2 separate regions of the Mus musculus genome follow, and region 2 is linked to region 1. A link is a loop called in an ENCODE intact Hi-C map of the cell type or tissue named here. Cell type or tissue: left cerebral cortex. All regions are shown on one strand. Each heading gives the region's core, and the rest is flanking DNA. Links, peaks and the distances in the headings are about the cores only.

What was found. A loop is a pair of places that touch in the nucleus more often than their neighbours do. Peaks named below come from ENCODE experiments on the same cell type or tissue, not always from the same donor. Only the 100,000 strongest peaks of a DNase experiment are listed, where the experiment ranks them.
Region 2: it touches region 1 in a loop (4-fold over the local background); 3 of 42 quality-filtered maps call a loop at or near these places.

The regions. Positions count from the first base shown.
Region 1 is chr10:74,617,899-74,625,395 of GRCm38, forward strand. Pcdh15 (protocadherin 15) reads left to right here. Exons shown (of 37, transcript NM_001142742.1): 31 at 3,301-3,477; 32 at 6,307-6,525. Among named protein-coding and RNA genes, the nearest start is that of Gnaz, 350 kb to the right of the region's middle. In left cerebral cortex, for the core only: a CTCF peak has its summit at 4,147 (motif pointing left); a DNase peak (open chromatin) is centred at 4,129.
Region 2 is chr10:73,100,443-73,107,939 of GRCm38, forward strand. It overlaps a transcript of Pcdh15 not described here. Among named protein-coding and RNA genes, the nearest start is that of A330049N07Rik, 17 kb to the left of the region's middle. In left cerebral cortex, for the core only: a CTCF peak has its summit at 3,431 (motif pointing right); DNase peaks (open chromatin) are centred at 2,719, 3,181, 3,404 and 4,345; H3K4me3 peaks cover 324 bases; H3K27ac peaks cover 545 bases.

The DNA.
Region 1 (7,497 bases), core at 2,694-5,193:
TTAGTTTCACTGTGTCCCTGTTTAGTTTCTGTTTCCATGATCTGTCCATTGATGAAAGTGGTATGTTGAAGTCTCCCACTATTACTGTGTGATGTGCAATATGTGGTTTGAGCTTTACTAAGGTTTCTTTAATGAATGTGTCTGCCCTTGCATTTGGAGCATAGATATTCAGAATTGAGAGTTCCCCTTGGAGGATTTTACGTTTGATGAGTATAAAGTGTCCCTCCTTGTCTTTTTTGATAACTTTGGGTTGGAAGTCGATTTTTTTTCAATATTAGAATGGCTACTCCAGCTTGTTTCTTCAGACCATTTGCTTGGAAAATTGTTTTCCAGCCTTTCACTCTGAGGTAGTGTTTGTCTTTTTCCCCCGAGATAGGTTTCCTGTAAGCAACAGAATGTTGGGTCTTGTTTGTGTAGCCAGTCTGTTAGTCTGTCTTTTTATTGGGCAATTGAGTCCATTGATATTAAGAGATATTAAGGAAAAGTAATTGTTGCTTCCTATTATTTTTGTTGTTAGAGTTGGCATTCTGTTCTTGTGGCTGTCTTCTTTTTGGTTTGTTGAGGGATTACTTTCTTGCTTGTTCTAGGGCATGATTTCCGTCCTTGTATTGCTTCTTTTCTGTTATTATCCTTTGAAGGGCTGGACTCGTGGAAAGATAATGTGTGAATTTGGTTTTGTCGTGGAATACTTTGGTTTCTATGGTAATTGAGAGTTTGGCTGGGTATAGTAGCCTGGGCTGGCATTTGTGTTCTCTTAGTGTCTGTATAACATCTGTCCAGGATCTTCTGGCTTTCATAGTCTCTGGTGAAAAGTCTGCTGTAATTCTGATAGGCTTGCCTTCATATGTTACTTGACCTTTTTCCCTTACTGCTTTTAATATTCTATCTTTATTTAGTGCATTTGTTGTTCTGATTATTATGTGTCGGGAGGAATTTCTTTTCTGGTCCAGTCTATTTGGAGTTCTGTACGCTTCTTGTATGTTCATGGGCATCTCTTTCTTTAGGTATGAGAAGTTTTCTTCTATAATTTTGTTGAAGATATTTGCTGGCCCTTTAAGTTGAAAATCTTCATTTTCATCCACTCCTATTATCCGTAGGTTTGATCTTCTCATTGTGTCCTGATTTTCCTGGATGTTTTGAGTTAGGATCTTTTTGCATTTTCTATTTTCTTTGATTTTTGTGCCGATGTTCTCTATGGAATCTTCTGCACCTGAGATTCTCTCTTCCATCTCTTGTATTCTGTTGCTGATGCTCGCATCAATGTTTCCAGATTTCTTTCCTAGGTTTTCTATCTCCAGCGTTGCCTCACTTTGGGTTTTCTTTATTGTGTCTACTTCCCTTTTTAGGTCTTGGATGGTTTTATTCAATTCCATCACCTGTTTGGCCGTGTTTTCCTGCAATTCTTTAAGGGATTTTTGTGCTTCCTCTTTAAGGTCTTCTACCTGTTTAGCAGTGTTCTCCTGTATTTCTTTCAGTGAGTTATTAAAGCCCTTCTTGATGTCCTCTACCGTCATCATGAGATATGCTTTTAAATCAGGGACTATCTTTTCGGGTGTATTGGGGTGCCCAGGACTGGGTGGGGTGGGAATGCTGGATTCTGATGATGGTGAGTGGTCTTGGTCTGTTAGTAAGATTCTTACGTTTGCCTTTCACATCTGGTAATCTCTGGAGTTAGTTGTTATACTTGTCTCTGGTTAGAGATTGTTCCTCTGGTGATTCTGTTAGCCTCTATCAGCAGCCCTGGGAGACTAGCTCTCTCCTGAGTTTCTGTGGTCAGAGTACTCTCTGCAGGCAAGCTCTCCTCTTGCAGGGAAGGTGCCCAGATACCTGGTGTTCAAACCTGTCTCCTGGCAGAAGTTGTGATCCACTCACCAGAGGTCTTAAGATTCCTTGGATGGTCCTGTGGGTACCTTGTGGGTGTCCGCAGACTCTGCGCCCAAGGTACCCTGGTGCTGGCGTGGACAGGACGGGTGTCTGTGTTCTTGTTGTTCTTCATTATCTGATGTTTGCACTCACTCAAAATCAAAAGCAAGGCCTGCTGCTGCAGACTATTCTCTAGACTCTACAAAGCGTGAAAAGGTATTTTACTGCCTAGTATTTTCTTTGGGTGTTTCCTGGAAACTTACAAAGCTTCATAGTATGATAATATGCACAGAGACAATATCATGACACATTATGTTTCATATATATATATATATATACACACACACACACACACATATACACACACATACACTGAATTCAAATTTTTTTTACTAAGATGCTAACTTTGTTAATCTCCCTATGTCTCTCTATATAACATAAAAGAACATAAAATGAAAGGGAGCCAGTAAGTAGAAAAGAAAATATGTTGAAAAGATGTAAGAATTATGGTATTTTGGGTTAAGAAGGATTTCTGTGTGAAAAGACTGTGTTCTATGGATTGAGCTTTAAGTCTGCCTATGGTACACAGTGAGACACTGCCTCAAAAGGAGTTGCCATATATGGTTATTGTTAATACATTTCCATTTAAATATAAGTCTTTGATATATACCCTAATGTGTTCTACAAGTGTTTAATGATATAATGTTTTAATAATAAAGTTATTAAAGAATTTCTATTTATAGGAATATAGGAAATAACAAATGTTAATAATAGGTATTCCCAATTAAAAGCAAGTTATAGAACTAGAGAAAAGTTATACTTTAAAGAAATGATCTAATGGCTAACATTATTTCTATTTTTCTTTTAATTATTTCTTTTTCCATATAAGATAATAACACTTCTTTAAATTTCTTTTATTTTTTGTAGCTAGCTTCTGAGATTTTCATGCAATATTTAATCTTGTAAACTCACAAAAATTGTCTATATTCTTCCATTGCGACTATGTTCTGAGGATCTTTATAACCCTGGGGAAATGGGTGTCCTATTCGTCCACCATGTTGGGAGTGTCAGACACTCCTGTAGAGGCGTCATTTATGATATAACGTGGGTGGAGAGTCCCAGTGTCCTGTGATTCCTAAATTCCTGCTTCATTTCTATAGATGACATTTTCCACGAGCCAGGTAAATACTCAAATGATGTCATAAACTCAGGATTTGAGACTTAAAAACAGCACATGGTTGATAAATAACCTCTTTTCAAACTCAGCTTCTAGCACCATTGGGAATTGAACGTCGAAAACCCATATAGGCATTTTCCAGTAAACATTAGTGAAAACCAGCTGTCATTTACTAAATGTCATTTCAGGTAGAGGATTGCTTTTTTATCCCGTCACTAAGTCCATCAGAATGTCATATTTATGTGTTATTTTATATTTAGGATTTTGGATCGCTACGTTCAGGAGCAAATTCCTGGTGCCAAGGTTGTGGTGGAGTCCATAGGTGCCCGTCGCCATGGAGACGCCTACTCCCTAGAAGACTATAGCAAGTGCGACCTGACTGTCTATGCCATCGACCCGCAGACCAACAGAGCCATCGACAGAAATGAGCTTTTTAAGTAAGTGGTTTTTATTGCACTTCACCTCCATGTGGGAACAATAGCACCTATAGGTGATTCTTATTTACGGATAACCGAAATCCTGCGTGGGCTGGACTGGGGTCAGGAGCCTCCGGGGCAACAGGACTCTGCTGAAGTCAGGACCAAAACAGCACTTTGAGACCTCTGCAAAGGAACTCCACACTCTTGATTCAAGAGGCTGTTGAAAAGGAAATAGACTCCTAGTGAGGTGATTGCCTCAAGGACTTCAGCCGGTTTGAAGGTTAGGAAGAAACTGAGCTTTCTTCCATACAACTCTATGGTAAGAGAAAAACAAACAAACAAACAAACCCATCTCATGTCCTGAATCAGAAGAGTTAAGTAAAGGAAAAATCACTGTCATGGAGCTCTACATTATGTATTAAAGCAGAATCCAAAGGAAAAAGAGAAAGGGATGTGGGGATCCGAAGGAAAAGGGGGAGGAGGAAGAGGAGGATGGGAAAGGGCAGAGGGGGAGGGAACTAGGAGGAAGGGGACAAGGCAGTAGAGTACAGAAGAAGAAGAAAAGAAACAAAACCAGGAAAGAAAGGCTGAAATCTTAAATAGAATGTTATTACATAGATTCCATTGACTGTTGTTCTAATTCCCTTAATTCTTCATCCAGTTTTTTGCTGGACTCTAGTGACATCTAGTGTCCTGAAGATCGTTGGGAAGATGTTTTACTTAAACTTCATTTTAATTTAAAATGTACATCGATATGTAGTCATATGTAAACACAGTTCATATGAGACTTTAAAAGCAGGTTCATACATTTATTTCTGACAGTTGTTCTTAATAGAACTTCCCCTAGATTTTTTTAACCTACCAGCCTCCTTTATGTTCCATATAATTTTGTTTTAATTTTGGTAATAGATCACAAGATTTTAGAAAAAGATATGTGTCTGCATTTTAAGGATGCTAACTGGTGGTAAAGACAAAAATGGTTGGGATGTAATTTAACAGCATTCATGAAAATTTAGGATAAAATATCTAGAAGAGCAAACCACAAAAGAACATAGAAAATGAAATTAATTTTTTGAAGAGATAAAATTAGGCATTTAGAATTTTCTGGAACTATTTGAGTAAACTGTAGACTTTTGAAGCCTATGAACTTTTCATAAGTACTTTATGGCTTATTTGTAAGCACACATGCTCACACTCCAAGACCAAAAATGTAGATTTTAGCATTAAAACTACAGGAATGGAAATTTAGCTTTACCAAAATATACCAAGGTATGATAATTGTTGCTTATAAATAATGCTCAGCCATGGACAATAAGATTTTTCTCTCAATTTTTATTATCTGAAATCTGAACATCTCCTCTGGTTCTGTCTCTCTCTGTCTTTGTCTGTGTGTGTGTGTGTGTCTATGTGTGTCTATGTGTGTCTGTGTGTGTCTGTGTGTATATTCTTTAGTTCAAAGATAGAAAACAAAACTAGTAATAATAGTTAGCAAATTTATTACCAGATTCCTGGACATAATGCCTGTCTCTGGGTTTGAACCTCATATATAATATGAGTATATATGTGTATATATACATACATATATATGTATAATATTATTTTAAGAAATATACTATATATTATACATGTTACATATCTTAATATATTCTTTAAAATACATATCTTAAATATATATATATATTGTGTGTGTGTGTGTGTGTGTGTGTGTGTGTATGTGATTCAGAGAGGAGAGACAAACACAAGCATTTTAATTACCTTATATTGTCACATGGAAATTTTAGTTAGGAAAACAGGTAGACTCTATTGGCTGATGGGGCCACTGGGATTCTTTCATGGAAGGGCTATCAACTGCCTGGTGGTTCTCTGTCTCATCCTCCCCAGCTCAGCGATTGCTGCATGTACCACCATGCTCAGCTTGTATTTTCCTCTGCTTAATTAATACATAAAAACACACTCACACTCTTCTCCTGTATCCTGTCATGATGATAAGCCTGTCTATCTACTTAAACCTTCCTGTTTGTTTACTATGAGGGTGTTCACATCCTTTCTTCTTACTTCTTAGAGTAAGCAGTGTATAATTATTATCTGTAGTTTCTGTCAATAACTGTGACAAAAACAACTTAAGGAGACTAAACTTAACTTGGAGAAAAGTTATTTACAGTACCCGATTATGGTTCCCTGTGGTAGAGTAGTCATGGAGGCTGGGTGTGGACAGAACTTATCAAGGGCATCCACAGTTGAAAGAGAGCAACCAACACAGGAGCTCTTCCCCAGCTCTTACAAGACTGCTATGCTCACTCTTCTGTAACTCTCAGTCCTGGCAGCTATTCCTTTCCCAGCATGGCAGCTCTAAATCCCTCTTGGTCCCCTTGCGGGTGAATCTTAAAGTCCCACCTCTGTCTCCCTGCCCAGCCATTGACTGCCAGCAGTTTTATTTACCAAAACCAACTAGGGGCAGGGACCCTCAGAGTCTTACATGTGTATTCTACCTGCAATTTTGGGAACCCAATTAACATACTACAAGCGTTAAACCAAGAACACAACAGTTTATAGCCATTCCCAGAGACTAACCCTAACCCACACAATCCCTCACAGCTGTACTTGCTTCCCAGGTCTCAAGTTAATAATTAATACTAATCATCACACACAGTTTGCTTTTTAAATCCAGAGTCTTAAAAGATGTCTTTTTTTATTAATTGTTTTATTTATTTACATTCCAGCCATTGCCTCCCAGTCTTCCCTCCCATAATTCCTCATCCCATTCCCCCTCCCCCTTATGTGTTTTAATGTCAAATCACCTTCTCTCTTTGAATATAATTAGTTTTTCAATCTGTCACACAACAAAAGGTTCCTGGACGGCAAACTGCTCGATATCAATAAAGACTTCCAGCCGTATTACGGGGAAGGAGGGCGCATTCTGGAGATTCGGACACCTGAGGCAGTGACGAGCATCAAGAAGCGAGGAGAAAGCTTGGGGTACACAGAAGGGGCCTTGCTGGCCTTGGCCTTCATCATCATCCTCTGTTGCATCCCAGCCATCTTGGTCGTCTTAGTAAGCTACCGACAGTGAGTATGCAGTTGCTGGGTGGATATTCTCTGGAAGGTATTCGGGATGCTACCTGGTAAAGTAGCTTCAGTGTTTGCAAACTATTGATGGTGTAACTACTCTGTCGTGTTTTCCTGCCTGTGCCAAAACTACTGAACATCTGGAAAGTGGTCAAGGAACTTAAGTATTTTAATACCTGCAATTTGAAGTAAGCAGGGCATACATCCAGCCTGATATAATGTATGAGAAATTAGAAATGTGTCCCTATTGGTAGTCATTAAAAAAAAAAAATGAAGGGGGTTGGGGATTTAGCTCAGTGGTAGAGCACTTACCTAGCAAGTGAAAGGTCCTGGGTTCGGTCCTCAGCTCTGGAAAAAAAAAAAGAGAGAGACAAAAAAATTGAAGACTTTATTAAAAGGAGGAGGAGGACCCCTATGGGTGCCACAAAAAGTGAATAATGGACAACTAGAATAACTCTCATAAATGCTTGATGTAAGAAATAATGGTTGAAATGCTATTCATTATTTAAAATACCTACAGGGGAAAGTATTAAGATGTTCCTAATGTATTCTGACACTGAAACCTTTCTGTCCTAATTTGCTTTCTTTTGCTGAGATAAAACACTGACCAAAAACAACTTGGGGAAGAAAGATTACAAGTTATAATCTATAACCAAGGGAAGCCAGGTCTGAAGTTCAAGACAAGAACCTGGAGGCAGGATCTGAAACAGACAGCAGAGGGGTTCTGCCTACTTCCAGGCTCTTGTTCCCCTGTCTTTCTTAACACAGCCAAGCATACATTCTCAGGAATGTCACTGGCCACTGTGAGCCAGGCTCTCCCACATCAATCCTTAATGGAGAAAATGTCCCTTAGATTTACCTCCAGGCAATCTGATGGTAGAGTCTTCCTAGCTGTGGTGCCTTCTTCTCAGGGGATGCTAGCTTGTGAGAAGTGGGCGGAAACTCTAACTAGACCACCCACAGTTCTCCAGT
Region 2 (7,497 bases), core at 2,364-4,863, 1.5 Mb before region 1:
CTTCCGGGAGAAGTTGATACCTTGAGATTTGGATGATGTCTAACTTGATTTGATGTAGTTTATTAAAGGATGTGTTTCCCGTGGGCAAGAATTATGGGAAATAAATGTCCCTGTCATATACAACGGCTACCACAGCTCAGCATCCTCCCTTCTCCCCCAAAAGTTTCCTAGTAGCAAGTTTTCTTAATGTCCAAATGAAGCCAATGGGGGCTGAAGGCTTCCATGCTTGTAGGCAGAAGGAAGATGCAGCTTTTCAGAAGGGTAGAATAAAGGACATAGTGTGTTTATACTCTCTCTCTCTCTCTCTCTCTTTGACTCTCTCTCTCTGACTCTCTCTCTCTCTCTCAGACACACACGCACACACTTCAACGTGCAGAGGACAGACATGATGATAACCTCGGTTGTTTCCTGACTTGTATAAAGTTTTATTTTATTAAATTAAAAACAAAAATCAGAACCCTCTCAGTCAAGTAACTAAGTGTGTGGTAAAATCAGACTACATATCTCTGACTGCAGTTTAGACATGGTAGAAGTTCCTGCAGAGTGCATAAGCCAGTTGGACTCTTGGAATAGCAGCTAAAAATATGAGTGGCCCCCAAATGATCCAAAGGACTGCTATACTTTAACAAATGACATTCTTTACAGTGTGTGTGTGTGGGGGGGGGAGCAAATATAAAGTCTTTGTTTAAAAAAAAATTACCCAGGTGGAGAGACCGGATGGAATGATAGAGTTAACTTGAAGAGGATGGCTTTTGGAAAACCAGGGTTTGGTGCTTTTGAAACTACAGATGGTAATCACTGAAATAAATGAACCGGTTAGTATTCCAGGCTTGCCGTGGTTGGCTCCACGGAGAGACGGCTGTTACAATTCATTTCCAATGTCATTTGTGGTAATAGAATAATGTTGCACGAGTTTATCCAACTTCCTCATGTATGTGTTGTCAATTCCAAGATGTCCTGTAAGGCAGAGGCAGGAAGTCCAAGATCTGGCTTTTCAACCTTTCGGCCCCCCTCCTCCCTCTAAGTATCCTTCCCTGGTCTGTTCGTTCTCTCTCTCTCTCTCTCTCTCTCTCTCTCTCTCTCTCTCTCTCTCTCTCTTTCTCCTGCTCCCCCCCGACCGACCCCACTCCTGTGCGTTCTCTCTCTCTCTCTCTCTCTCTCTCTCTCTCTCTCTCTCTCTCTCTCTCTCTCTTCTCTCAACACAACACCCATTCCTTTTGCTTTTCTCCCATGACTCACAAACCGCAGTCAGTTTCCAAACCCCTGGCCTTCTGCTCCTGGGCTCTTCCTCACAGGGCAATTCAGAGTTAGGGGGTTCCCTAAGGAAGTTACGGAGACTGCAATAGTGGAGTCCCCTGTGAATAAGGAGTAAAGGAGTCAGCTGCGTCCTACGGAAGGGGCAGGCGGGATTCCACAGAGGTAGGAAGAGTAGAATTTAGCGGAAGTCAGGAAGTCATGCTAAGTTAGAAACATGAACTGTATACTAAGGGTGAGTTGGGCTGCCGTAAAGAGAAGGAAATTGAAGCACGATTTGAAACGGTGGATGTGTGAGCATTGTGTGTGTGTGTGTGTTTCTGTGTGTGCACGTGCACATACGCACCCGTGTTCCTACCTATGTGCAAGCACACACAAGCACTGCATAGCATGAGTTATCTTCATCAGGAGTCAGCTTTATGTGAGATCTCTTGGAGAGACATCTCTATCTCCGAGGGCAGATCTTCACTTCAGAAGCGAGTTGAGCCTCCCAAGAAAACAACTTCTCCTTTGCAGTAATCCCTTTCCAAATCAATGGTTTGTCCTCAGGAATCAATTCCTCAAGTGGAGTGCTTATTTCCTTAAATGTTTATTCCTGAGGTTGACTGAGAACTGGACACTAACATGGAGGTTCAGGACTTTCTGTTTCACTGGCTTTGGTTTAGCATCTTGGGTGACACCAGTGTCCTAACTCAAGAAACGGCCTGTGATCACTGCAGGCTTAGTGTCTCTGGATGTGTTTTCCATGAGGGAAGGTCGGCTGGTGTGTTCCTAGCACACTCTTACCTTCCCGAGTCTACCTTGCCTTCTCTCACCCCATGCCATGGAGTCTTCTGTGGGGGATGATTATCCTCCGGTGCTAATTTATCATCATGTTTAACAACTTTCAGTTTATGCCTTTATTTTTATTTTTTACAACATCAGTGTATGGATGAGTCTGGGTAGATGGTAACTTAAGCTACATATGGATGATGATAACGCTACCAATGTATTGAGAAGTCCGATGAGATGATAATTTGATCAATGTATTGATGAAAATGATTATGTAATAACTGGAAGCAAGGATTGTGAATTACTTTTTATTGAGTAAGAACATCTTTTAAAATTCCTTTAACATTGATTATTTTTATATTTTCTTAATAGTGAAAAATAGTTTCATGGCCATATCCAAACAAAGTATATATTTAAAATCCCAGAAAACAGGTTTTTTTTTTCTAGGAATGTTGCTTCCATTTATAATAAAGCTTTAGGAGGGCACGGCCGAAGTAAGGAGAATGCTTTAAAGATAACTGGACATGCTGGTGTTTCTGTGGTCTGTTTGACATTTTCATGAAACTCCTCAGACCTTCCCCTCTCCTCCCAAAGGAGACTGCCACTGTGTGCCCTGGTGTTCTATCTGTGTGCTGTGCATTGGCTGAGTGATGTCAAAGCTAGTCATCACGGGCTGCCTTCTTAAGGAACACTCCTTTTGTGGAATACATATTTTGTCAACTACAGGCATTTGTAGAGTTCTACCACTGAAGATGTTATACAAGAGCAACAAGACAGCAGAACATGTGAAAACAAGAATAGTACTTGGGCATGTGTGTGCACTTGCATGTGAGCATGCACACGTCCATGTATGTATGTATGCATGCATGTACGTATGCCCCTTTGCTCAAATGGCTTTTCCCAGAGTGTCATATGCTCTACCTGAGGCTTGGTTGCCTGCTCTTGAATCTATGTGCATCTTGATTTTACTTTTTGGAAGTAGCTGTTGCGCTCTCATGAAACGGTATCTTTTCAGAGTCACTCGGATTGTAAGCTTACTTTTGAGCTTTGTGTTTCTGTTCTGTTGAACCTCCAGAGACCGCTTTAGATATGTGTGTAGGTGGTGCTCGAAGAAACTCTAGGAAGCTGGAAGTCTGTCAAGGAAATTACGGAGGGAATTAACATCATCCTAGCAAGGCAGAAAGAAAGAACTGCCTTTTCTTCCTCTGAACCGCATCGCTGGTGTGAGAAGTGATAAGACGATTGGATCCTAGTGCCCAGCCGCCAGCACTCCTGCCTTAGTAAAGTGGCTTAAGTAGAGAGGCAGCTCTGATGACCAAGTGGGTCCCCTTCCATGTATATAATATGAAAGAGCTTGTGTTTGGGGTATCCAGAAGCTCCTTCCACCTCCACCCATGGGGTGAGAGAGAACTGCCACATGGTGGCGCTATTGTGATGCCTACGCTTCTGAAAATATCCGTTCTGAAACATCTTAAACTGAATTTATGGCAATGGTGACATGGGAGTTTTCTCTAAGAATGAAAGATTATTGTTATATATAACTTCCAACTAATAGATATTGGGTAGGGCATCTCATTGTCTCCTGTTGACAATGCTTTTCTTTTTCTTAAACTTCATCTGTGAGAAGATGAAATCTGGATTTTTTTTAAATCAGTTCAGTCTCGTTAGCAGATGGAATTTTTCTTTTGATACGAATTATCATATTTATGTGTGTATGTGTGTGATGTGTGTGATAGAGAGTGAATATCACTTGCCTGAGGTTAAAAATAGTAGTTAAAGCTACAGCTACTTTGAAGCTGTAGTAACAGATGGCTATGAGATACCCAAAGTGGGTGCTGGGAACTGAACTCAGGTCCTCTGCAAGAGCAGCAAGGGTTTCCAACCACTGAACGGTCTTTCTAGCCTCAGGGGATTTCTTAACACGACTTTGAATCTATAAGGAATGCCCGTTCCAGTTCTCAATCGATTATAATGTCGTATGTGCTGTCCTTTCTCTTTTAGGTTCTTACAACTAAAACGACCCCTCAAACATGCCCCTCCGTGTTTACATTGGGCTCATACATGCTACCTCAAAACTGTATGTATCCACTTAAAATAATACGATAGCACATCCATGAACAGGATTGCTTTGCACTTTTAAAGATATCAACTAGAAAAAAAAAAGGATAAATCTTAGCATGCGTCTGTTTTGAGGTGTTCAGTTGCTCAGTAAGAACAATGAGCAGTTTATCACCACCAGCGAGTCACTTGCACATTCCAGCAGCTGTTGAGACTGTTGGATGTTTGTGGATTTCACAGCCCATCCCTAGAAGGCTTGAGCTCATCTGAAGCCTTTGGGCTAAAATAGGAAATGAGAACACTCGTGAAAACCCAGATTTGAGCAAGAGGAGTAGAATATTGCCAATGGTTATATTCAGAGAACTGAAGACCATGGTGGTGGGTTGCCTTTCAATCTCTCTTTATTTTCCTACAGACTGCTTGGGTCTAGAGGGGTCAGACTAGAAGAAATCACTGTAGCAAGGCTTGAGACCACCGTGCATCAGGAGACAGGGTGTCAGGGTTGACTCTATTTTCTTTGAGAGAAGCGAAGGGCATTTGCCTTGTATTTTCTTGAACTTCATTTGCCTGTTGGGGGGGTGCTTTATGTATTGCTAACTGGAAACCTGATTGTAGGTGAAAAGCAACTTTCCCCATTACAACCAGTAGCTATAAAACTTAGAACTAAAATATATTTTTCTTCTAAGAGGTACTTCTCCCTGACCACCTTAGCAAAATGCCTGGAATTGGTCAATTGTATAAATAAAATGATGGCTTGTGGGTTGTGTGTGTGTGTGTGTGTGTGTGTGTGTGTGTTTTCTCTTTTAAAATGTTTTTTATGTAAATAGAATTACACAATTCCCTCTCCCTTTCCTGTCCGGATCCTCCCAGCTACACTCTCCGCAGAACCCTCCCAGGCCCCCACTGCTCCCAGATTGATAACCTCTTTATTTCTCCTCACTGCTACAAAGTAAGAGGCTTTTGTTCAAGATTCCATAGATTTTTTTTCTTATATTGTGAAGCCATCTAATCTGAGGCTATATTTTTACAATCAAACATATCATATTTTCTTCTTCTATGAACAAACTTGCTAAAAATCCAAATAGTAATGTTTGGAAGAAGGTGCGCAACTCTGTCAGGCATGGAGTTTTATACTGTATTAAATGTGGTGTGTGCTAAACTCCACGAGTTAGGCGTGGCATAGCGGTAACATCTGGGGATCACAAGTCCATCACTAACATCACACTTCCAAAAATTCAGGTTATAATTGATTTTAAAAAACGAAAATGAGGGATCTGTGTTACCCTCGAGGATATGTGCACATTTTTCACTGAAAACAACCGTGATGATCTTTATATTTAAATTGTAGCAGTTTTGTAGCTAGAGCAAATATTAAATGTGGCCACTGGGTTTAATACCATTCTTCATGTGGAAATGTGTGCTTTTTTATGCATAGTGAAGGGTCTGAGGTATGTCTCAAAATATTTTAATTTACAAACAAGTATTGCTTCATAAGGATTTATTTTTAACTTGGTTTGTGTGTCTGTGTGGGCCTATGTGAATGTGAGTGCAGTGCTTACAGGCGCCACAAGAGGGCAGTGGTTCCCTTGGAGCTGGTGTTACTGGTGGCTTGAGTTGGAACAGGAAACTAAACTCAACTGTTCCCTTAGAATAGTGAGCGCTCTTAAATGCTAAGCTATCATTCTGGCTCTGGCATACTTTATTTTTATATTTATAAAATATTGCAGGCCTAGCTCTCAAAGATAGATCACACACAAACAATATATATGTATTATAAGATATATATGTATCGTATATTACATGATATATGTACGCATGTATCCACCATCCGGAGACATTTTTATCTCCCCAGCTATAAGAATCAAAAGTTAAGTATTATTTATAATCTTTGCCCAAAGTTTTCTTGTTAGGAAGATTTCCATCAAGAAGTCAGACACTCTCTCTGACTGCCATGTTGGAAAGGCTCACGGTGGGATTTCAAATAAACGGCACCATTTATAATATTATGAGTTTGCATCAATTTTACCCAACTCAGCTCTACCAGGATATGATAGCATTTTGCCCGCAGGAATGTTCAATTCTGAAAACGTTTTCTCTGGCATTATCTTTAAAAAAACAAAAAACAAAAAACGTTTCACCTTGCGAACTTAGGCTTTCAGTGCTTGGAGGTGTCACGTGCTTCTCACTAATGGCAGAGATCCCTATTTTCACCATGGAAGTCAGCAACAAGGTGGGTTTGAGACCTTGCTCCTGCGTCTCGGTGCCTGGTTGCAGGGTGTCATCTCTGAAGAGGTGATGTAATAAAATATGGAAGGCAGACAGAGTGCCTGTTGAGGCCCGCGGTTGTGTTTTGAACACGGACACATTTATTTTGAACGGAAACCCACACTCCACTGAGCTCCTTTCTGCTCTGTGAATTCAAAAATCCTTTCCAGTTTGTCACCAGGGCAGGCATTTCTCTCTTCTTGCGCATTCCTCAGACCAACCGGGCTGCCACAGGGCTCAGTCCTTCCCGGTACAGCCGTCCATAGATATGAGTTAAGGGTACAGGAGTTAAGGGTACAGGGCCAGTAGTTAGGCTAACTGACTCCAAGGCTGTTCTGAAATTTATCTTAGACCTGCTTTCTTCCTGTGTCTACCTTAGGAATGCCTTAAGCCTTCTGGAAAAGAATTCAAGTTATGTGTGTATGTTTGTGTTTTAACAGAGAGTTTCACTGAACGTTTTGAATAGCTGTTTTGGAAGGAGATCAGGAGGAAAAAAATATGAAATGCATATGAACTGTTGACAGTTGAATGTACCATACAGGGGTCCATATACATTAACACATATTTAAATAAAAATACAGAGGACCATATAGGGATATTCCAGCTTTGACAGATCGCAAAACACTGCATCAAACACACCTGCTTTAAACCCCAGGAGCAGGCAACAGAAAAACAAAATCTCCTGGTTGAATTTTCCCAACTGAATGTCTACTTCAATTAAAATTGGAAGAGACACATTAGTGAATGGAGGGCACTTTTAGGTTGTACATTGTTTCTGTGGCCTTGAATGGCTACAATAAGTACAATAAATACTGAAATGAATAAAATCATCTCGGCCTTCTTTGGGAAATGTATTTGCTTTACATCATTACGCTTGTTGAACATTATCTGAAATGAAACCTCAGCCATTAGAAATCATTGTGTTTCTTTCGTGAGGGCCGCATTCTATTCTGATCTCATTAGAATTGTATTTACAGGAGTCACGTGTCTACCCTCATTTGTTTCTCAGAACAAAACCCGAAGTCCTTCAGGCTTCTTTATTGTTCCGTGGCGTCGATAAAAAGTTGGAGTAAAATTAGCTTAAAAGTTTCAAGTAGAAAATAAACTCCTGGAATTGCGTTGAATTCTAAAAGCTGTTTGGGAAGGGAG